3 separate regions of the Mus musculus genome follow, and all the other regions are linked to region 2. A link is a loop called in an ENCODE intact Hi-C map of the cell type or tissue named here. Cell type or tissue: left cerebral cortex. All regions are shown on one strand. Region 1 overlaps Cacna1c (calcium channel, voltage-dependent, L type, alpha 1C subunit). Region 2 overlaps Wnt5b (wingless-type MMTV integration site family, member 5B). Region 3 has its middle 20 kb from the start of Cacna1c.

Evidence for each region. Peaks named below come from ENCODE experiments on the same cell type or tissue, not always from the same donor. Only the 100,000 strongest peaks of a DNase experiment are listed, where the experiment ranks them.
Region 1: it touches region 2 in a loop (3-fold over the local background); 4 of 42 quality-filtered maps call a loop at or near these places.
Region 3: a loop joins it to region 2, with 3.0 times the contacts of the local background. A loop is called at or near these places in 9 of 42 quality-filtered maps.

What each region holds. Positions count from the first base shown.
Region 1 is chr6:118,623,437-118,631,436 of GRCm38, forward strand. It overlaps Cacna1c (calcium channel, voltage-dependent, L type, alpha 1C subunit), which reads right to left. Exons shown (of 47, transcript NM_001159534.2): 31 at 6,963-6,995; 32 at 4,006-4,134; 33 at 2,053-2,118; 34 at 931-1,022. Among named protein-coding and RNA genes, the nearest start is that of Gm38887, 31 kb to the left of the region's middle. In left cerebral cortex, a CTCF peak has its summit at 3,013 (motif pointing right); a DNase peak (open chromatin) is centred at 2,911.
Region 2 is chr6:119,440,881-119,448,880 of GRCm38, forward strand. It overlaps Wnt5b (wingless-type MMTV integration site family, member 5B), which reads right to left. Exons shown (of 5, transcript NM_009525.3): 2 at 7,256-7,392; 3 at 5,455-5,702. The coding sequence starts at 7,335. Among named protein-coding and RNA genes, the nearest start is that of Gm40397, 22 kb to the right of the region's middle. In left cerebral cortex, CTCF peaks have their summits at 2,058 (motif pointing right) and 3,450 (motif pointing left); DNase peaks (open chromatin) are centred at 2,921 and 3,423; H3K4me3 peaks cover 130 bases.
Region 3 is chr6:119,124,982-119,132,981 of GRCm38, forward strand. It overlaps a transcript of Cacna1c not described here. Among named protein-coding and RNA genes, the nearest start is that of Cacna1c, 20 kb to the left of the region's middle. In left cerebral cortex, a CTCF peak has its summit at 4,857 (motif pointing right); DNase peaks (open chromatin) are centred at 4,855, 6,286 and 7,306.

The DNA.
Region 1 (8,000 bases), 820 kb before region 2:
CTTCTTCCATTTAGAAGTTCCTCAACACTTCCGGTTCACCTCTCTCACCCTTCTCTTTTCCATTCTCAGCAGCATTGGAGGTTTGCTCTTTGAAAAGACACTTGCTGCCATTAGGAACTTTAGAAAAGAGGGAGAGACCAGCCCGGTGGCCAGTCTGACATCTTGTGACCATCTCCTGCATTTAAGTGTGGCATAAGCTTGCCATTGTGAAATGTCAGCTCACACTAGATAGCTTTGTGTTCTAAGGCCATGTGATCTGGGAGGCAGTGATGCCAAGTTGATATTTAGAACACTGTCATTTTGATAACTGTATTTTGATTGGGCGTGGGACCAGGTCCTGTAGGAGATGGTTGGAGGCGGCATCACCTGGCAGCCTTTTTTTTCCCATACGCTCTGGCAAAGGACCTCAAGGACCTGGCAAGCACTTCTTTTGGAGAGAAGAGACATTGTTTCACCTACCAGCCTAGGACTAGATGGAGCTTACAGTGTGACTCCATGCAAAACAGGAAGGAGACAAGAAGATGGAAGCAAATAAGTAGATCATGGTGAACCAAGAGAGAAAGATGGTTATATAAGAGACAGACTCAGGTCCATCCTACGTGCCAGGTAAGACGCTAAGCCTCAGAGCTCTTGGTGTTTATCTTTGGCTCTCTAATGGCTAGGGCAGAGGATTCTCAGATGTGTGTGGTACCTTGTGGCTGCACATGGAAAGTTGGCGTAAATGGTAATGAGACTTCCTGGCCAGGAGGGGAGAAGAGGCCGTTCTTTTCCTGATCCCTTGGTTCTCTCTCCTTGGGCTACCATCCTGTAAGTGTGCCTGTGTGCACCTATGTCATCAAGACCCATCTGAACAGCAGTAGCCCTGTATGTGTGTGTGTGTGTATGTGTGTGTGTGCATGTGTGCATGCACCTACGTCATCTGAGACCCACCTGAACAGCAGTAACACAGCCTGGGGGAACGTCTGGAAGTTGTTGTTCCGATTGATCTCTGTGGTGTCATTCAGGGCAATCTTCCCAAACACCTGAAGAAAGAGGAATTGAGGGACCCGAGAAGGACAGCACGCACCGCTCCAGCCACTGTCTAATAGTAACTCTGGGACTATCTGGCAATCAGTTTCTGATGTGACCTAGCAGACACCTGCTATTCCATGATCCCTGGACCCTGGCTCCAGCATGGACAACTTTAGGAGGAAACCTGCCTTCAGCTGTCACTCAGGAAATGTCCCTCAGCCCAGGGGAAGCTGGGGTTGGGGTGGTAAGTGAATGCTGAGATCAGGATACTCAGTGTAGGACCAGGGCCTACTGCCTTTCAGCCTTTGCATTTCCGAGAACTCAAATGCACAGTGATTTTTGGATTTTGCAGTGATACGGAATGGGTGTTCCAGAGCTTGGACAAGCTTGCCTTATTGCTGACATCAGAGGCCTGCCTGTGTTATTCCCTGCTCTGTGATGTCAAGGTCACCCCTTTTGTCTTTTAAAGCACAAACGCACCCCACCTCCTACCCCACAGAACTTTTAGAGGTTTTATATAGGGAGCTGCCAAGGGAAGATACAAGCATGGCTGTGGAGGTGCTGCCTTATAGAACCTGGAAAGACTCAGCGGGAGTCTTGAAGGCTGGAGGAACTCTGGCTGAGGGAACAGAGAGGGCAGAGGGCCCCTGGGAAGGGGGCTCCTGAAGAGGACTGCATGGTTGATGGACAGTGCCTTCTCTTCTCTCCCCACCTCAAATCATGCATATCCATCAAAGCAGGGGATGCTGGTGGGACACGCCCGCTTCCTGCTGCCTCTCAGACGAGGCTGTTCTCTCCTGAAGCCCACTGCTTAATTCATGAGTGTTCTCCCATTGCAGAACCCAAGCCTGGTTCTGTAAGATGGGAGGAATCCCTGTGTTGTCTCTTGCCCATGGCTTATACCACATCCTACTGGGGGAAGTTCCAGCGCTTTGAGTGTTGAGTGACAGGCAGGAACACAAGTCAGGAGAGAGGGAGGAAAGGATGAAGGCTATGGTTCTGGGGGCTGGGAGGGAACCAAGGAAGCAGAGTTTCTCATACCTGCATCCCAATCACTGCATAGATAAAGAACAGCATCACAATCAAAAGAGCCACATAGGGCAGAGCCTAGAAGGAAGCAAAGAGAGGCTATGAGACCTAGCAGTACAGCCAGCAGGATCATTTCCCAGAAAGCATTGCACTTCCCTGGTCCATGGCAGTCTGCTGCCTTTTTTGACTAAGGAGGACTGAGCATCAAGGAGAGAACCTGAGAGGTGGGCTCTGGCTTTCCAATTCAGGAGTCTGTCTGTCTTGTTTGTATGTATGTATGTATGTATGTATGTATGTGTGTGTGTATGTATGTATATGTATGTGTATGTACACACATATGTATCTATCATCCATTCATCTATCCACCCATCTTTTGGGGATGGAGCTGAGGGCCTCTACCACTGAACTCTGGTCCTAGTCCACAGGGTTTCTTTTTTGGTTTTAAAAGCAGGCTTCAGAGTAATGGAGGCAGCCCCGTACTGTTTATTGAGAACAACCAAGGAGCAGCCCTCCTCAGACTACAGTTAGATATTTGCACAAAGAAGGGAGGAGGGTGATGGAAGTTACACAACAGAATGACCGGAGACACCAGGGAAAAGTGGAGAGGAGGCAGCTTACATCCCATCTCTATCCAATTACTTCCCCAGAAGTGAGCAGTCAGCGCTATTGCCATGAAAACATCTAATGAGGAGAAATGCATCTTGTTTCCCCACTTTCTAGCTCTAGAGCTCGGATGTATTACTTAACATCTCTGGACCTGCTTCCTGATCTGAATATGAGAAATGGTAACGCTAACTCAGCAGGGGGTGTGGCATTTAAATGGTTTGAGGCTTGTGAAACACAACGCCAACAGCCTACACATGATTTGGATCGACATATTTTAGTCCCCCTTAGACAGAGCCATGGCCACTTCAGAGGAGGTGCTCCTGGGCACCTGGCCTTCTAGCTTAGGAATTATGCTGCTCATATACCACTAGATGGCACTGAGAGATAACAACATTTTTTAGGGTAAGGTGGGTTCCCTGATCAAGTCCCATTCTTCAAGGTCACCCCAGCCACTTCCCATTACAAAGAAATGTTGGGGTGTCTCGGGGCCTCTATCAGGACCAGTCTACTGTCTTGATCCCATTAGGGCCAAGGATTCAAATCCTTAGAAACTCCCTTCACCTTGACCTGTGAAGGGGGGAGCCCCAGGCTCTCATTAGGGGTTGAGGGCCAGCAGGGTAGGCCACGACTAGAAGAACAGTGGCTCTTTGTGCAGCTGGGCTGGACCTCGAGGTCATCCATCGGAGTGCTGGGGATGGCACTGCCCACAGAGCTAAGAGTTTGGAAGGGGCAGCAAGAAGGGCAGGCAAGGAACCACAACTCACCCACAGTCTTCTGGGCGCAATCACACCCTTGAGCCCATCTGGATGGGGGCAAGCTCCATGTCCTAGCTAAGCTTGTGCTGTCCAGGGCAGGGGACACAAAGCCCTAGGTTCAGGGTCTGAGGCAGTCTAAGAGTGGATGTGTGGGGGAGAAGTTGGCTTTCATGGTATCCGAGAAGGACAGTGGGTAATTTCTACAATCCTTTCCCAAGAGTCCAAGAATCCTGACAGCTTGGCTTCTCACGAGCTTTCCACTTACAAAGCACTCCTCAGAACTGGCCTTACAATTCTCCTTTTCCGGTAAGTTCTGTGGAATGTGCTGAGCCCTGGATTTTAGAATCTCAGGTTTACTCTCATCCCCTCTCTCTTCCAAACAAGGAAATCCAGGTGCTATCATCACACACTCACACAGCCATTTAGAACAGAGGGAGAGCCAGCCCTGGGCCCTGTAGACTGGGCTGGAGCTGTTTCTTTCCTGGTCTGCCCCTGTAGGGGAGCCTTAGGGAAAGTGACATTGGAACGCTGGGCTGCTCTAAGTCCTGGGGGCAGCAGAGGTTGTCTCACTCCCAGCTTTACGAGGGGAAGGGCGCATGGTTACCTGGAAGGACTTGATGAAGGTCCACAGCAGGGTTCGGATGCCTTCCCCGCGGCTCAGCAGCTTCACCAGGCGCATGACCCGGAAGAGGCGGAAGAAGGTGATGGAGATGCGGGAGTTCTCCTCTGCACTCTAGAACCCGTTGGCAATAGGGGGTGCAGTTAACACAGCAAGAAGGTGGGGCAGGAAGGGATCCTCTGAGAAACAGCCATTGGTTGAAAGGAGGCAGGCCAGGGTAGGGCCAGCTGCACTAGACTCTTTCTTTAGGCCCAGACTCTCTGTGAGGTGGAAGGCCAACACCTTTCTTCCTAGGTCAGCAGCCCATCCTTAAGGTCTATGCTACGTCACAGCCCTGAGTCCATGACTTTGTTTTTCCTATCCTTGTCTTTCCCATAACTCCAAGTTCTTCACATATTATAAGCTTTGGGATTTGAGCCCAGAGAGCTACTGCCCCAGGGGCTCCTGCCCTCCTGTGTTGGGAGAAAGCAACCCAGAAGTTCTTATCTTCTCAGTTCTGCCTTGCGGGTGGAACTTGGCTCTGTCAGGAGGCTAGATGGTGGTGACATCCCACACAGCTGTCTGACATTGCCTCTGAGCATACTCTGGCCATTCAAGTCTCACTTCTCTCAGTCTCCACTTTCTATTTTCCAGGAACCTGGCCCAAATGGCTGCTGGGAAATGGTGGTAGTGGCTTCTGTATTATAAGGGGAGGGCCACAGTCCCAGACTTCATTACAGTCTCTGGAATGGCTGCCCTCTCGTAGCCTCAGAGGCTGTGACCTTCCCTAGAGGTCCACAGTCTGGAGACCTGGGGATGCCCCCAGGACAAGGCAGAAAAGGGATCTGCACTGAGTCCCGGGAAAGGCTGAGCCTGGTACGTGACTACTGTGGAGTGCCACACAGGGTATCTGCTGCGTGATCATGGATAGAGAAAAAGAGATAGAGGCAGCAATGAGGCATGGGGAGCTGAGGAGGGGTTAGAATTTCTGGGCTGCTTAGAGTCTAGGGCCAAAGGTTCATGACTGGTGTCTTAGTCTGAAGGAGCTTGCGGGTACAGACACAGGCCTGGCCAGATCTCTGGAGGCACAGTGCCATTGCTCCCATGCCTGAGAACAAGAACTTATACCCTTGTCCTCCCCCGACCCCCTCTCACGTGAGCAACCGACTGTGTTCCAAAGCCCTGCGAGCTGGTCAGAGCCCTTATGCCTTCTCTGAAGCTAGTGCAGCCTACCCAGCCCTGCTGGGAGCAGCACCAGGAGAGAAAGGACCCTAGGAATTCCTGTTATGGCTCCCATCCCAGGCACCCCTTGAAGGAGGGGGTCTTAAGACTGTTGCTCTCCCGTCCTGTCCTGTCTCTTTAGCTTGTCCTCTTGCTATGCTTGACAGTGTTTCTAGATCAGGCCTCCCTCATAGCACTGTGCCTCTCCGTACCCTGGACTATTCCTTAGTGCTAAAACCTGAGGCTCCACAAGCCCTTTCAGTTCTTCTATGGCCTTCTGGTCCATCCCTGAGGTCTATCTGGAGGGGTATAAGTAATGAACTTTAGGAACATGCAAGGGGTAACAGGTTGGAATGGCGACATATCCAACCTCCATGTTAATTATCCCCATCCCCAGAGGAGGCAGGATACTTTGGGACAGATATTCCAAATCAGCCCCACACTTCATACTGGATGGGCTCTGAAGAAACCAAGCCATAGGGTCCTGGTTTTCAGACAAGGGTCAGAACATTTCTTATATTTTAAAACTGGAATCACCCCAATTGCCATTAAGACTCTTAGCGCTGCCAGGCAGTGGACAGACTCACAGCTGTCAGCAATGTGCTGGTCCTCCGCACGAAGTCTTTGGCTCCTATAACCACTGCATCCATTTGGCTCCTCTAAGTTCTATTTTCTGTCCTTAGAAGGAAACTTGCTCCTCAGAGCAGCATACAGGAAGCTCAGAGCTTTTACTATCTGTCAGTTCTGCCATGTTTAAGAAAGGAAATAAAAAACCCACTCAAACCCACCCACCAGAAAACAAAAAACAAGCTTAAGTGGGGCTTTCATCTGTGGGTGCAAACCCTTTGTAAAGCTGGTGCCACTGGAACACCTAGGCCTGATGAGTTAAGAAACCAAACCCCCAAAATTTCCTAGGCAGCTTTTTGGCCGGGGTGGGCCGCTATGGAGACCACCACTACATCTCTCAATTTAGCTGTCAGGGGCTTGGGGAATCATCAGCCTTGTTTGAAAGCTGTGATGGACCTCTTAGGGGAAGCTATTCCAAGGAGACTTCAAGGTCGTGTGGTGAGGCACGGCCACCACTCAGCCAAAAGAAATGGATATTTCCCAATCAGGGCTGGTTTGGCTGGTTTGTTTTCCTGCTTCCCATATGTTATAGAAAATGACTCTAGTGCACATGTAATGAACTCAAGGAACTTAGAAAGATATAAGACTAAGGCTCAGGGTGACAGTAGAGACTCTAGAGGGCCAACCCTTATGTCACAGCAAATCCCAGTGTGTGTCTTTCACAGCCTTCCACACAAAGCTTGGGGTAAGCTAGTCATCATAGAACTAATCAGAACTACCTTTCCTTCTAGCTGGACCCCACCCCTGCTTCTGTCTTCTCCCTGGAGCCCTAGTCACAGTTCTCAAAAGCACCCCTCACAAATTCCTACATTAGATGAAACACACCATCCTTGGGATGTTTAACAGGAAATAGCATGGGTCCAGTTCTCTCCCAGTGGGTCACGGTGACTCACCACCCAGAGGAAGCTTGGGAAAGTAGAGGAACACCACTGTACACACACCCTTGCACAGCTCACGTGAGCACAGGCAGTTAAGGCACACAACGGACATGGTGGCCACATGCAATGGGAGCTGGGCTGGGTTCCCAGGGCTCTGGAAATCAGGGTGGATAAGACGTGGGTGGCTAGAGGGGGAGCCACAGAAGCTGGAAATGTGGTCTGGAGGGTTGTTCTTACCATAGAGGGAGAGCATTGGGTATGTTCAGCTGGCTTTAAAGAAAGGCAGACAGAGATAAGCTGTAATGAGTCTCCAACGAAGAGCCTGGTATTCTAGGTCTTGGCTAACAGAGGAACAACACAGTGGTAGGACAGGGCATAAGGAAACAGGTGAAAGAAATATACAAGCATGGGCCTGGCAGGGGAGGAACTCCAGTGAGAACATGGGCTGGGTGTCACTGGGCCACATGGCCAACAAGGACCCACAAGATTCTCCTGCTCTATTCAGTGACCACCTCTGGTTGTGCGTGAAACAACTCAGCCCCAATACAGAGGAGGAAGTGAGGCCTTCCAGATTTGTGGCAGGAGCTCAAGTTTTATTTATTTACTTTTTGTTCTCAGGTAGTCTGTTTCAGCCCGCTCTATGAAGTCCTGGCTGGAGGACACACCCTGACCTATGTGTGCCCACCGTTGTCCACACACAGCTAAGCAAGTGAGCTTTACAGCGACAGCTCCTCAGGTTAGAGAAGGCTGAATTCCAACTGTGTCTAAGAGAAGATCTAAGGAGGCAGTCCTCCATCCTCTCCAAAAGGAACTTTTTTCAAAAGATTAGGCTCAGGCTGGACATGGCCTTGCCTAGACCTCAATTCAGAGATGGAGACCCTTGGCCACTGGCATGGAAGGATGCTGAACTGCTTTTTAGTCTCCAAGGCCTTGTACACAATATAGGATAATGCCAATAGTGCCCAAAGAAGTTGTTTTCCTGGGCTAGATGTCTGGGCTTGCTTGGTGGCACTAGTTCACAGGAGCACCTCAAGGCCCCTCCTGTCGCAGTTTCCCTGGTAATCTTCCTGTGGAGATACCCCAGCACTGGGCTCTGGCATACAGCAATCACCCCTGACTGATCTCACCCACTGGTGCTGTAGCCTAAGCCCATGCCTTCCACTTTCAGATGTTACCCCTGAGTTTGTTTTTAAGATACACACAAGGAAACACATAATGGGATTTTTGAAGGAAAGAACTGGTTCATAGTTAGATACTTCCTTGTAGTCTGAAAAT
Region 2 (8,000 bases):
GAGACTGAAGAAATTATGAGATTAATAGAACAACTCTGCACCCAAGCAACAGCAGCTTCCCCTTCAGATATCATTTTTCTCCTGCCCATAAGCTACACATCTGTGTGTCTGTCCTTTTCATTGGCTGCCAATGTCTAGTAGGGCCTTGGCAGAGGCCAGGAATAGAAAGTGAACTATACAACATTGTCTAGAATAGTCCTCCCTCTTCCTTGGGCTTCATTACTGCCTCCCAATTCATGAGCATCAGGGAGCCACACCTGAAGTGCCAGCTACTGGTCATCTTGTATACGGAGTCCCAACTTTGCTCCTTTTTATTGCTACAGAAATCTACTTAAAGCCTCTCATGGTGCATGCCCTGCTGCACTGCATATGGGAATGTTATTGGCTGCAGATGCTCTGGAAATTAACAGAGTTCCCAGGTGACCCAGAAATTCCACTCCTACAAATACCCCCAACGGAAACAAAGATATGTGTCTAAATGGTCCCCAGTGGATGCTCATGGCAGCATGATTCGTAATAGCCAAAGAGAGAGGGAGATAGAGGGACAGACAGACAGACAGACAGAACTCAATTATCCATCAGGGGATGGCTAAACACAATACATGAAATACTAACAGAACAGGGATGAAGTACTAATATATTCCATGCTGTGGATAAACCTTTAAATACCTACATCAAGTGAAGAGGCCATGTATTGCTTGATCCCATTATAGAGAATGTCCAGAATGGGAAAAATCCACAGAGACATTAGCTGTAGCCTAGGGCTGGAGCCAGGGGTTGGACAGTGACAGCTAAGGGTCAATACAAATGCCCTGGAATTAGTGATCGCAGTTGTACATCCAGCAAATACCCTGAAGACCACTGACCTGTGTGCTTTTAAGTGGTGAATTGTATACGACAATGAATGGTATCCCTTAAAGCTGTTTTAACATAACAAAGACACTTGAGTGGGATCAGATATTGAGGAAGCAGTTGTTGTTGGCAGGTCACAGCCATCTCCTGCATTTGTTATTGTACCAGGTAGAATCTTCTGTCTTCCGTCTGTGACTGTCCCATGCTTCTACAATGGGAAGGAGACACCATAGGCTGTCCCAGAGGATGGACAGACAGAATTACAAGGTCTGAAGGCTGGGGGTGGGGTAGGGGGGGAGGCTCCACAGTTAAGTGTATTTGCTGCTCTTGGGGAAGGCTAGAGTTTGTTTCCCAGCACCCGTGTCTGGTGACTCACGACCTCCCGTGACTCCAGCCCCAGAGGATCGATCCAATGACTCCCTCTAGCTTCTGGACACACATAAATAGGCACACACACACACACACACACACACAAGTAAACAATAAACTGAGTCTTAAAGGAAAGGACTGGAGTGAGCTCTACTTCTTGATTACCATGGCACCACACAGTGATGTCAGAAATCAGACCACACTGCTTTTCACAACTAACAGCAAATCCACTCTGGTCTTTTGTTAACAGGAGCAGCCCACGAAACCTCTAACTAGTAGTCGGAGGCTCCACTGTGATCTAGCTGCTACGGTTGACCCTTGCCTTGGTGCTGACTGTAACAATGAATGTGGGAGCCGGGCGTGGTGGCGCACGCCTTTAATCCCAGCACTAGGGAGGCAGAGGCAGGGGGATTTCTGAGTTCGAGGCCAGCCTGGTCTACAAAGTGAGCTCCAGGACAGCCAGGGCTATACAGTATACAGAGAAACCCTGTCTCGAAAAAACAAAAAAAACAAAACAAACAAAATGTCATTTTGCTTTGAAAGAGCTTCTTGGACTATTTAGTATCCCCACATTCATTGTTTTTTGTTTTTGTTTTTGTTTTGTTTTTTTGTTTTTTCGAGACAGGGTTTCTCTGTATAGCCCTGGCTGTCCTGGAGCTCACTTTGTAGACCAGGCTGGCCTCGAACTCAGAAATCCCCCTGCCTCTGCCTCCCTAGTGCTGGGATTAAAGGCGTGCACCACCACGCCCGGCTGACTTTTTTTTTTTAATTATATATTTATTTATGTCTTTTTAGGGAAATATGCATGTGTGTGCAGTGCCTCCAGAGGCCAGAAGAGGGCGCTGGATCTCCTGGAGCTGGAGTTATAGGTAGTTAAAGGTCAGCCTAATGTAGGAGCTGGGAACTGAAATTGGGTCCTCTGAAAGAGCTTTATGTGTTCTTTCTTCCTTTTTTCTTTTTAAAGATTTGTTTGTTTGTTTGTTTGTTTATTATGAGTACATTGTAGCTGTCTTCAGATTTATTGATTTATTGATTTATTGATTTATTTACTATGAGTACATTGTAGCTGTCTTCAGACGCACCAGAAGAGGGCACTGAATCCCATTACAGATGTTTGCGAGCCACCATGTGGTTGCTGGGACTTGAACTCAGGACCCCTGGAAGAGCAGTCACTGCTCTTAACCGCTGAGCCATCTCTGCAGCCCATTATATGCTCTTAAGGAAGCAGGCTGGGCCGTACTCTAAGGGAGTCATTTCTTTTTTTTTTTTTTTTTTTCATTTTTTATTAGGTATTTAGCTCATTTACATTTCCAATGCTATACCAAAAGAAGTGAGTCATTTCTATAAAGCCTTTCAGAAATGCTCTCAGCTCCCAACATGCCACCTGGAGCAGGGTGGAGCCGCAGACCCCCAGCACTGGGTCTCTTTCCCTTCTCCACGCAATTCGGCTCCTAGTGCTCCTCAGGAAAGCGCTGGCCTCTCAGGGCAGCTCATTCATCATTCATTCTCTCTCTTTCCCCCACGATTCTATCACTAGAAAGTTCCTCCTCACATGAAACCAAAATACGCCTCCTTGTAACTAACTTCTGCCTGCTGGAGCAGCTCTGCCTAATCCCCTTCCATTTGTCAGCTCTCCAGTGTTTGAAAACAAGAAACATGCCTTTTACGTGTTCCGTTCCCAACTCGCATATGCCTGACTTATTTCTTCCACCCGTCTTTAGTAAATGTGCTTCTGAGTTAATCAGCCCTCCCCAAATACCTTTTGAAACCATGTGCCCGTCTCTAAATATAATAAACCAGGTGCCACACACTGACTTCCGGTGACTTGGGATCTGAAAGTGTCCTTCAGCACACTGGACCAGCTCTGCCTCTGCTGGAGGGGCGTGGCCAGACTCTGAGGGTGCAGCGCCAACTGCACAGGGCAGCACGTGGGTCTTGGGTAAGAGATTCTTTTGGGGGGGGGGGGTGGGGGGGTAAAGAGATTCTTGCATAGAAATCTCCTGCAAGGACCAGTTCCCCACTGCAGGTTAGATAAACTCTGTGTGTGTGTGTGTGTGTGTGTGTGTGCGTTGGGTGTTTGGAGGGTATCTGGACGTGAAACAGTCACACATGAAAGGAAAAACCAAACCATCTCAAAGATATGAAGCTAGCAAGCCATAGCACTGGGCAGAGGCTTTGGAAGCCAGGCTGCTCTTCTGAGCTGCTCTGCTGCCCTCTGCTGGTGGATGACTTGTGCTGCAGCTTTCAGAAGAAGGAAGCCCTTTTGACACCAGGATCCTAGCAGGAGCTACCCCAGGACATGGCTTCTCAGACATAGAGAGGCTTCAGGGAAGCTATAGAAAAAGAAGTGGGAGTCAGGGCATGTGATACATGCCTTTAATCCCAGTACTAGAGAGGCTGAGGTAGGCAGATCTCTGTGAGTTCAAGCCCAGCCTGGTCTACAGAGAAATCTCCAGGACATGCAGGGTTGTGTAGAGAGACTCTGTCTTAAAACAATAAACAAAGAGAAACAAACACAACAACAACAACTAAGAGTGGCGAAAACCAGATGGACCAATAGCCCTGCCCTGAACAAGCCATCCACTATGCAATCAGACTCAGCAGTATCTACCACCCACCCCCCACTGTGCATGTTCAGGTGTGTGCAATGCATGTGGATGCATGTACATTCCCTCAGTGGAAGTCAGAAGTCCTTGACAAACCAGTCCCTATTCTACTGGGTCTTATTCCGAGACAATAAAAAGAAGGTGTTGGCAATCTTGAATTCACCCAGTACAGCTCCCCACCACACTGCCTCACCCCACTGTGTGCTGTTCCTCAGAAGCTGCCCTCCTTATTTTCTGAGACAAGGACCTGGGGCTCGCAGATTTAGCTGGGTGGGCTGCCAACCTGTCTCTGCGTCTCCAATGTTGGGATTACAAGCATGCATCACCGCACCGTCTCTCTATGTGAGTGCTGGGGACTGAATTTAGGTCTTCGTGCCTTTTGTGTGGGTGCTGGAGATCAAATTGGGTCCTCACGCTGGCAGGGCAAGCAAGTTTTCAGACAGAGTCATCTTGCTAGCCTGTCTGTCCAGCATTCATTCCTTGAATAACGGGAAACAGGCCAAGAAGGATGCTATGCCCCACCTGGACCAGTCTCATGGTCTTACTCAAAACTGCTTAAGCAGGATAGGTACTGTGCCAAGGAGAGGGATGTGTGTGAAGAGAATCCCTGAAGAATTGCTAAGTAAATCCACCAAACCCCAAGTCAGCTTTTCTGGGGAAACTGCCCCTCAGGGCATCCCGGAACACTGGCTCATGCCTTCTTCATAGCCAGGGCTGATCCCAAAGGCAATGGCAGGGTTCAAAGCAGACACCCCTTGTTTTCATTTTTCAGTTTGAGCCTAGGGAAAGATCTGTGTGTCAGGGTCCTAATAGAATACGTCAAAATCTCTACCCATCCCCTACCCTAAACAACCTTTCTGGAATCCTACTTTGGGAAGGCCCTATCTGAAGCTACCTCCAGAATGCAGAGTAGTGGGGCACTGCCCAGGGACAATTTGGGAGACAAGACTACCAACACCTTCCTTTTATGGTCCTGGAGATAAGAACCCAGCCTGGTTTCTCAATTTCTTGCCAGGGAGGGGAGAATTGCATTTCAAAAGGACCTAAGACAATTAGACTCAACTCACACCTCCATCTGGGCAATAGGACAGCCATGATCTCACCAGCTGGGACAGGGAGGAGGAGGGACCCCTCCCCCACAGTGGTCCTCTTACCTCTCACCTTCCTCCTCTAGCACTAGTACTCACATCCCTTTTCAAGGCAGAAAGCCTGGCCTGGAGCTGGGCCTGGTTAATGGCAGCTATTACCAACCTGGCCTCAAGCTTTCACCTTTTGCTCAAGGGCTCAAGTAAAAAAGATGTTAAATATACAATTTGGGATATTCTCCCTCCACCTCCACCTCTGACTTTTTTAAAGGGGCCCTTCTAGCACTGAGAGACAAAGGCAGCCATGGCAGGCAGGTTTCTAACCAACTTCCTCCTTACTCAGCCTTTCCATTCCTTCTCAGAGTGAGTCACAGACAGCCCCAGGATTTGAGGTAGGGAAACGCAGAGCCTCCTGGGGCTCCCTCTCCTGTCTAACAGGATGCTTCCAAGCCTAGGAAGAATGCAGTGTGGGCTTTCGTTCATGCTATCAGGCTATCTATCGATGCACCAGGCAGGAAGACACAGGTCCAGAGGCCTCTTACCTATCTGCATAACTCTGCCAAAGACAGATGTGTTGTCCACGGTGCTGCAGTTCCAGCGCCTCTGTCGAAACTGGTGTTGGCACTCTCTGATGCCCGTCTTGGCTCCCTCCCCGATGTAGGACATGTGCTCCTGATACAACTGACACAGCTTTCTCTGGCCTGGGGAAAGCCCAGGAAGTTGGCTGCACACGGGCTGAGCGCCAATGATGAACATCTCCGGTCTCTGCACTGGGTTCAGAGCTAGTGACCTACAACATCAATCCAGAAAGAGAGAGGGCACGGCTGTGAATGCACTCATGGGTGCGCACAGTATTACCGACTCCTCCACCCCCTCTGCGACGTTCTCCATAAACAAGGCTCTGGACTAAGGATTTGGAAGAGAACTTGAGCCCAGAGCAGAGTGTGGTTTTGCACGCCTTTGTTTCCAGCACATGGGATGCAGAGGCAGGCAGATCTCTGTGAGTTTGAGGCTAGCCTGATCTACAGAGTGAGTTTCAGGACAGCCAGTGAGACCCTGTCTCAAAAAAGCAACAAAACACAACACAACAAAAATCTGAACTGTCTTAAAAGGTGAAGGTGGGCAGAGGAGGCTGGGCAGGGCAGCGAGAGGGACTCCCATCATCAGTAGGGGGTACAGACACTGCTGAAGGAGGGGGAATACTGAGTGTAGCCAAGTACAGGGCGCATGAGGGAAGGTACTCTATTCCTTTAATGCAGATCTCCTAATGCCTTAAGATAGATTCTACCACACACACACACACAACCATGCACCCTAAATTGTTCTTCTCCCCATCTCTCTGTATATCCCAGGTCTGCCCATCGGCCCGGGGGCTACTTTTGCTCACCTTCTGGCACATACTGCAAATGAAGGGCTAAATTAGATGAAGGACTGCAGATTTGCCATCTGAATACAAGCACAAGTCGGACACAGACTGGGCCACTTCCACGTCTGCTTAGCCAACACAGTGGCCTTGAAAACACAAAGAGGGCACTTGGTTCTTTCTACAGAGCCCTCTTTGGCCTTCAGACTGATCAAATAGGACTATTATCCCATCTGCCTCTACCAGCAACACATACACACACAGAGACACACACACATCTACCTCTTTTGTGTGTGGGTCTGTGTTCTACCTTGAACCTTGGACTTCTGGGTTCAAGTGGTCTGTCTGCCTCAGTCTTAATAATGCATGCACACGCACACTCAAGAGAGAGAGAGAGAGAGAGAGAGAGAGAGAGAGAGAGAGAGAGAGAGTGTGTGTTTTCCTAAGCATGAACTTAAGGGTCTCATTAGTGATATCAATATTTTTTGTTGGATAAATAATGACAAAAGTTATTTGTAATACTTCACAGGGTGGAGGGACCCTCAGGAAGGGTTTTATACAAGATCTAAGGAACCACATGGACAAAGCCTATCTTCTTTTCATGAAACCCTCACCTCCAGGAGCTTGAGGGAGAAAATGAACCATTCCTGGAATGGAAGAGGTCCCACGGTATTCCCCAGATAAAGGTGTGATCACTCCCATGAGGCCCTGCTTCAGAGCTTGATTATGGTCCAGGCTAGACCTCAGCCCTCTCATTCACCGCCAGGAGTTGGGTCCAGGCTAGACCTCAGCCCTCTCACTCACCACCAGGAGTTGGGTCCAGGCTAGACCTCAGCCCTCCCACTCACCACCAGGAGTTGGGTCCAGGCTAGACCTCAGCCCTCTCACTCACCACCAGGATTTGGGTCCAGGCTAGACCTCAGCCCTCCCACTCACCACCAGGAGTTGGGTCCAGGCTAGACCTCAGCCCTCTCACTCACCACCAGGAGTTGGCGTCAGTCAGCAGCTGTGCCCAGCTGGAGAGCAGAGCTGCCACGACCACCAGCAGCAGGCTGGGCATGGCCGGCCTCAACCCATCCCAATGCCCTGGGACCAACATCTTCCAAAGCGGAGCTCCCTAGAGAGAGGGGAGCAAAGGAGAGTCAGCATGGAAATGCCACAGACTTGGGGAGCCCAGGGGAAATGGGGTACAGTGCAGAAAAGCTCAAAGGATGAGCTGTGTGGGTGAGTGGCAAGGCGGACACCTGAAAGCAAATTCGGTCCCCCCCAGAGGAATTCAGCACTTTCCCGGGTTGGCTCACCACAGGGCCTTGAGCCCTTGACCTCTGTGGGACTCCTACTCAGGACCCAGTTCCTATGGTAACAGTGAGCTGTGAAGCCAGAAAAGCCGAAGAAGACAGACCATTTCCAGATTGTGCCCAGTGCAGCAGGAAGCACACCTGCCCTTCTAGAGCAGCGCTCAGGAGGACGGAGACAAAAGGACCACGCTCCCACTTTTTAAAAACAAAAACAAACAAAAACACCCACTCCAGTCCAGAGATTTAATTCTCTATCTTCTTCTTTGTAAGGGTTAAGGATTAAGCACCTCCGGGATTGGCTAGGACTACCCACTAACAGGAGGCTGCATCTCCCAGCTCTGAAGTTCGGAACACAGATCCTTGTTTACTCTTAAGGAGTGATAGCGGGGAGAACATCAAGGCCTTTCACTTCCGAGGGCACGCGGGA
Region 3 (8,000 bases), 320 kb before region 2:
CTAAGAGAATTCATGGCCAGTAAGCCAGATCCATGGAAGGTAGTAGAAGCATAGTTTCATCAGGAGACGAGGATAATTAGAACAAAGCTGTCACAGAGATAAATAAACAATACTGGGATAACTAATGCCACAAAATCAATAAAATGACAGGAATCAATATTCATCTTTCAGTAATAACTCTGAATAGTAATGGTCCCCTCAAGGATGAGGGAGGGTTGAGTGGAAAGGGGTTGGAGGAAGAGCTAGGAGAAAGGGTTGTTAACACTAAAGATATTTGCAAAGTCTATATGGAACTTACTAGTTTATATGGGGATACGCTACACAGAGGATAATGTTCCTCTTAAAACCCAGAGGTTAACGAATAAAAAACTCAGTGCTAGGTGTGGGATAGATACACCCTACTCAAATGTTAGTAAGGAATGTCCTGGAGGCTCCAAAGGCAATACGGGATATTGCTATTGCTTTTTGTTGCCCAAAAGAACTCAATTGTAAGATTCAATTACTGATGATACCACACACTTTATCACAGAACATGGAGAAATCAAGTTGGTAATGACCAGAAATCTTAATCTAAAATAGTTAACTTTCATTGTACTAACTGTTGGGGGGGGGGTAGGGGGAAAGGCAGTCATGAACAATTTGACCTACCAGGTGTAACGCAATATGCCATAGGTGCAGTAGTAGCATGAATGTTAAGTAGGTAGTAACCAACTGCTTTCTGATTGGACTTAAGGCCCACCTACCACAGAAGGAAATGCATACCTAGGACTGTAAATCTGGCCAAGAACCCATTGTTTGGGGAGCTCATAGGCTCCATGGAAGGACCAACTGCTATCATTTTGCTAAACAGACCTTGTATCAAACTGCCCTCTAAATTTATATCTCTATACTCATACATGAAGGCAGGTCGTGGACCTCATGAAAGAAGTATCTCTTTGCAATGCATAGCAGACACTCAATGCAGAGAATAAGTGTCTGTGAAATGATCTGCTATAAGTTGGACGTCTATATCACAACACCCCCAAAGTTCAGGGACCATTACAGGAGACGGTGATAGAAAGATTATAAGAGCCAGAGGCTGGCAAGAACCAGAGTAAAATGGTGTCTTCAGGATACGACAAGACTGATGGGCTCGTAGCAGCTGTGGTTGCCTGCACAAGACCCATACAAGATCAAGCCAGTAAAAACTCCATCACAGAGAGGGAATAGGCTCATGACACCCTCACACTTCTATCTGAGGAGCTATTGGTGGTTGATAGCTTCTAGGGAGGGAGAATCAGTTTTCTTTAATGGTGTGGCCCTTAGTGCATCAACTGTACCACAGGGGACAGACCCTACAAATGAGGATGTAAGCAGCATAGCCTTGGTCCTGAAGTCAACAGTCAATGCTGAGATGTGTAGCTGATCCAAGAGCCAAGATGGAGTGCTCAGTCTTAAGTGAGACACCTTTCTCAACCCCTCTTCCCCACCATCATCATGGTATAAAGAATACGCTGGGAGAGGAGACAGAAAGAAAGATCCAGGTGGTGGAAAGAATGCTGTGAAGTGTAAACTTCTAGTGTTGACAGGGCTACTGCACTCAGGAATCCACACGAGCTGGGATTGCCATCATTCGACCTACACCAGATCGAGACAGCAAAAATTCCGGCATAGATGGAGGAGGTGCTCTCTAGGCCTCACCCCTTGTTGAAGAGTTATTGGCAATTGATACTTGCCGGAGGAGGGAGAATCATTCCTATAGTTTTCTATTTTAATGTACATCACTGGTAAGTTTTTCATGCTCCAGTAGATGCCAATATCCATACACATATACGCAGCACTAATTAGACTTAGTGGGTTATAGTAAAAATATGACAGCTTGGGGGAGGACAATGTTGAAAGTGAAAACAATGGTAGGTGGATATGCTTATGTCTTATTGCATACATACATGAAGTATTCAAGAATAAAGAAAAATAATATTTAAAAAGAAATGTCTGGGAATGAGGGAAGCATACCTCTAGGTGTGTCCATGTTGAGTTTCTAGGGACTAGTAGATCATAAGAACTCTGAATTGCCTAGCCAATGCATTGCTTCTCGAAAGCCACCATTACAAGGAGGTAGGTAAAGGGACAAGGTGGAGGAAGGGCGTTACCAGAGGCCTTTCCTTGGGGATCATGGATCTTCCTGTGCCCTTCTGCTATCCTTCTCTTTGTTTCCCATCTCTCAAGAAGAGAATAACAGGGCTAGCGCTGTGGCTCAGTAGGTAAAGGTACTTGCTACCAAGCCTGAGGTCATGAACTCTGTCCTTAGGACTCACATGGTAGAAGAAGGGAACTAAGTCATCTAGATTACTCTCTGACTTACAACCCCCCCCACACACACACACACTTTTAAAATGCAATTTTAAAGTGAACAGTAGCCTCCACCACACAGACCTGCTGCTATTGGTGATGCACCACGAGGAACCAAGCCTATCTGTTCTGAATCCTCTGAAATTATGAATTTTTCTGTCAGAAAAAGAATGTAGATCTTGATGGGAGGGGAGATGGGGAGAAACTGGGAAGAGTTCAGGGAAGGAAAGTCATAATTACAATGTTTTATATGAAAAAAATATTTTCAGTAAAGCAAAAATAAATAAAAAAAAACCGTTCTGCCAGACACTTAGTCCTGGAGACAAGAAAAACTACATGTTTAGAAACAACACAGACTTCAACAATAGCATCTCCCAGCTCTGTGCTATGGATCTAGTGGAGCATAATCAGGCGCTAAAGAGATCCGTCTCTGCTGGCATCCTGGTCAGAAGCAGTTCCATCCCTACGCAAAGCCGAGAATCCCGCCCCCGTCTCAGGAGAGCCACGTCTGCACTGGAATCAATGTTCTCCCCCATTACACGTCCAGAGGACCTAGGCCATCTTGCTGTAACCCAATGCCATGCTTTTGAACAATTTCAAGACTGGGTTGGGTCAGAGGTACTCTAACCTCCAGCTAACTCTGAAATACCACGCGAATTTCTGTCAGTGACAGCAGGCTCGGGCACTAGAATTCTACTGCCCTATGTTGCCGTGTGCAAGAGATTAACATTCCTCGCCAGCCTACTCAACAAGAAGGTCTTTCTCCTCTCTCCCTTTAAGGAGCTTGAGGAGGTAAGACTATACCACAACTGACAGATAACCACATCTCATGATAGGATGGGTCATTGGCAGACCTGTATCTGCTCCTGCCTACAGCACGGCCCAGGGCTCTTGGCCCTTCAGCTGATAGAACTTTGCCCAGGATAAACAAGTGCCCTGCCCATAAACAAAGCTACAAATGCTGTGTGCTGCAAGCCCTCAGGACACACATACCAGAATTTTTTAGAACTAGCAGGAAAGGGGTTAACTGCCTTGAGCACCCTCTTGCTTCCTGTGAGAGCCTTTCCCTAGCATGACTGCCACCCAACAACACCTGGGGTCATGCTGTACTAATCCCTGCTGTCTGTAGGCCACATAATGCTTCTAGGGACATCTCTTCCTTGGAGCAGACGGGACAACAAAGGATTGCCTGATAATGATTGGTGGCATCACTCTCCTCCAGTATTTGTTCTTCAAAGGTCCAGAGGAAGAGAGGAGCAAAACCTAACTAGCTATTCATATGTCCTATAGAGCTGGAGGCAGGGCAGCACCTTTAAAACATGCCATTCTTATCCTACCAACCAGCTAACTGCAATGGGACTTCTGAAAGGCCTGGAGTAGAGCGCCCTGTCCCTCGCTGTCAGCTCTCCCATGCAGCTCCATTGTCTCCACAGGTGAGAGGCGTTGCGAACCAGGACTGCGCGTCATTGCACGAGCTTTCTACATAGCCCAGCACTGTTCCTGCCACAGCGTGGTTGGCTGCAGACAACCACAGGGCAGCACTTTAAATTGAGAACTTGGAGCTTTGGGAGCTAGAAGAGCCCTTGAGAACCATCCTAACTCCATCCTGTTTACCAACAAAGAAAACAAACTCCAACGGATGTTCAAATAAATGACTCCTGAGACAGCCAAATTAAAAACAGAGTCTGCCTCCTCCCCTAAAGCCATAGCGTTCCCCACCCCAAGAGGGAAAAAAGGCTTAAATCACAGCCAAGGAGATTTAGAATGGGGATGGAGAACTCGCTGGCAATAAAGATGATTAAATACTAGAACAGACAGCCATAGGGAATTTTGAAACCTTCCTCCCTGGAGACCTGTTAAAATAGGACAGTTAACCATCTGCCTGAGATGATTTAAGTACGGGCCTGCCTTGGGAGGTAGGAAAACAAGGAGCCAATTCGCTCACCTGCCATGTTCTGGCTTCTATAATCACACCTGGGTGTAGATGCATATGCTATGGGGATCCCAGGTTAAATCTGGTTGCGTCCCCACTAGGGCTCATCTGAGTCCATTCTGGGGAGAAGGCAGGAGGAGGCCACAGAGCCCTCTCTGGCTGAGATGGGAAGGTACCTGCAATGGGAGACTCTGCGCTGGACCTTCTGGTAGAGGGAAAGGAATTGAATGTAAATGTCTATTTCTCACCGGCCAGGGACCTTTTGTAACACTTTGCTTCCCAACCCCCTAGCATGTGACAACAGACAGCAGCTATTGTAGGCAGATTAAAGGACTCTACTAAACATAGGCACACCATATCTTGCTTCAGTGTTCAATGGCAAAGCTTAGCACGAAGTAGGAGTCAAAAAAACAGCTTCCCCCGTCTATTTTTTAAATTCAGAATATCTCCGGCCAAGTGAAAATTTCAGAGAGACAGCTCATTCTCGGGACTTTAAAGCTGGACACTAGAGCAACAAGGGACAGCCACTAGCATCCTAGACTGGGCAGAGGAAAACTCTGCCCCCTGGGGTAAGTAGGTCTCCATCCACCAGCAGGGGGAGCACCCACCAAGAGGACCATGCTTCCTCTCCTAGGTAGCACACAGGATTATGAGTTCCATAATGACATTTTCATTCACATACATCACTGTACCCTGCCCATATTCGCCCTCAGTCCTCTGTCTCTCCTCCAGTTCTTCCAACTGGAATCAGCATCCCTTCACTTTCACGGCCTCTCTAAATCTAAAATATCCCTCTTCCCCTTCCTACCCTCTCTCTTGGGCCCTTTCCTCACCCCTCACAGTTCTCAAAATTCCTCCTCAGAGTCCATTGTACTTTCCTGTCGTATGCATGTGTTCATATGTATATGTATATGTGTGCATTTAAATATGTATTTTAGCGTATGACAAACATGATACTTGTCTGAGTCTGGCCTGTTTCCCTTAGCATGATGATCTCTAGCTTCAGCCACTAGGAAGACCCCTCCATGCTCCTTTGCATGTTCCTAAATCTCCTTTGCCATCAAGTTGGATGAAGTTGTCCACATTCTATACCTTGCAAATTTTTATACATGGAATTTAAAACTCCTGACTACGTGGCTCTCTGCTTTGACCGTCAAAGCTTCCTCCCCAGGCCCAACACTCAGGGTGGAATCGAGGGTCTGGTTCATGCGGGACAAGCACTCTACCACCGTGCTATGTCCTAGCAGCAGCCGTGGATTCTTTGAGGACAGGGACAGTCGTCAAACACTGCATGTCCAGAAACTGACTCATGGGAAGCACTTGGGAAATATTTGTTGATAAGTGGGTAGATGAATGGGTGAGTGCAAGACTATGGACTTGAATAAAACTAGGAAATGCTATTTCCCAACTAATCAGAAGCTGGCCCAGCAAACCATACTGACCCCACTGTGCTTATGTGTTTGGGGGTTTACCCTGAAGGAATGAAAAAATAGAGGAGCATTACAGTATGCATATGTACTATACGATACAGTGTACTATAATATACTATATCAGCTTTCTCTGCTGTCCTCATCTTGTCCCCAGGCCTGGCCTTTCCACCTTTAGATGTTGACAGCAGCCCACGATTGTCGGCTCCTTTCAAGTTTTTCCTGTGGTTTTCATTGGCTCTCAAGCATAACACACAGGAAGTGTTCCTTCTCTGCCAGATACCAGGGAGACACAGCAGGGACATACATAGCCTTTGATGTGAACCTTAACTTTGTCACTTACAGGATATGTGGGTTTAGGCAGATCGAGAAGCCTGTCCCTGCACCATCATCCATGCAACAAGAATACAGCTGGAAACAGGCTGAGCTTGGGAGGCCCTGCTCACACATCCCTCAGGATCCTCTCAGTGGAGGACTGGGGACCCAACCACACCAGGTAGCAAGACTCCCTCAAAAGAGAGTGTGGGCACATTACCATACCAGACGAGTACTCCTGACCAGGGCCGTGGAGTTTTCAGAAACGCTACCACCCACACCTGAAGCTTCAACCCAGCTTGACGAGGCTGGGGAAATGGCTCTGTTGGCAACGTGCCTGCAGCAGCGGCATGAGCACCTTGAGTTAGATCCCTAAACACCCACACAGAAGCTGGGTTTGGGTCTGTAAGTTTAGCACCAGGACGCAGAAATGGGAGCATCCCCTGAGATCGCTGTGCAGCCAGTCCAGCCAGTCAGTAATCTTCCAGGTTCATCAGGGGGCCCTGTCTCAAAAATACAGTGGAGAGCAATCCAGGAAGAAACCTAATGCCAACCTCTGACCTTCATATACACATGTATCTTAATACACACGTATGTACATACATTACACTCATGAACACATGCACACACACACACAAAATAAAAAATAAAAAAATAGGAAGAAAAGAGAATCAGCTGACCAGGCTGGTAAACCTTCCTTATTCACCAAAATGCACCCCAAAGAGATCTAAGCCCTTGTGGGTGTACTTTGTAGAATGAGAGATACTCCCTTCCTGACTTGTATTTCCAACACAGGGGCTTTAGAAATTGTTCAATCCGACTGAATTCTATAAATATTGCTGATATGAAAAGCCACATTCACATTGTCTACTTCAAAATCCAGGCCCGAGATGGCAGCATCACCTCAGGGATACGGACCAGGGAGAAACTGTGGCACAGCTATTTACACTGGGCCCCCGTGTTCTGAGCCATTCGTCCATAACTCAGAGGACGCGACAAGGTCGCTAATAAACACTACTGAACTGTGTCTCGGGTTCTGCATAAAAAATATTGCAGCCCCAGTGAACACCAAACAAGTGTAATGGATTGGTTTAATTCACGTCTGGACACCCACAAACACAGTCTCCTGACAACATTGCTGCTTCCAGCCAGCTTTTACACCTGTCATTCATTCTGAAACATCAACTGTCCTCGCTCCAACTCCAGTGACAGTGAGAGGCGATGGAAGCAAAAGCAGATGCTAATTTCATCCTCAAATCTTTTTGTTAAGAGCAAAAGAGGCCGTTCTTAACATGCTCATCTTAAAGCATGCAGATGAGCCTCCAGGCTGGCTATGCCAGACTCCCTGGGTCACTCAGAAAGCAGTGGGTGGCAGGGAAATTACTGCTCAGGCAAGTGCGCGTCTTTGGCACTGAGGCTGACATACCATACTGTTGTGTGCACGTGTGTAAAATCTAAAAGGGAACTAATGTAAGCAGAGGTGGAGGGTGTTTAGGATTGAAGAGTTTTCCCCAGGTTGCACCCAGAATAGTTTTGTGATCCAAGCTGGCAGTTCCTACCAAGGTCACCTGGGTCAGCCCTGCTTGGCTTGGTAGCTTGAGGAGTTTCAAGTGGGAGCATATGGTCACATCATTCGTTCCAAGTCACACATAGATACACATGAGGACACACGCATACTACACCACACACATGCCACATATGCACACACCATATACCTTACATGTTAAGTATTCATACAACCTACTCACTCCACTTAATGTACATGGAACACACATACCACCACATAATACAACATGCATACCACACACATACACATTACATGCCACACATTCCATATGCACGTAAAGATAACACATGCACACATCACACACAAATACTGGATGCAAAACACACACATACTACACAAGCCTATATGTGTATGATTTACCCCACACATTGCATACATCCCCCCCCCAGACACACACACACACACACGCATACAGAGTATACTACAT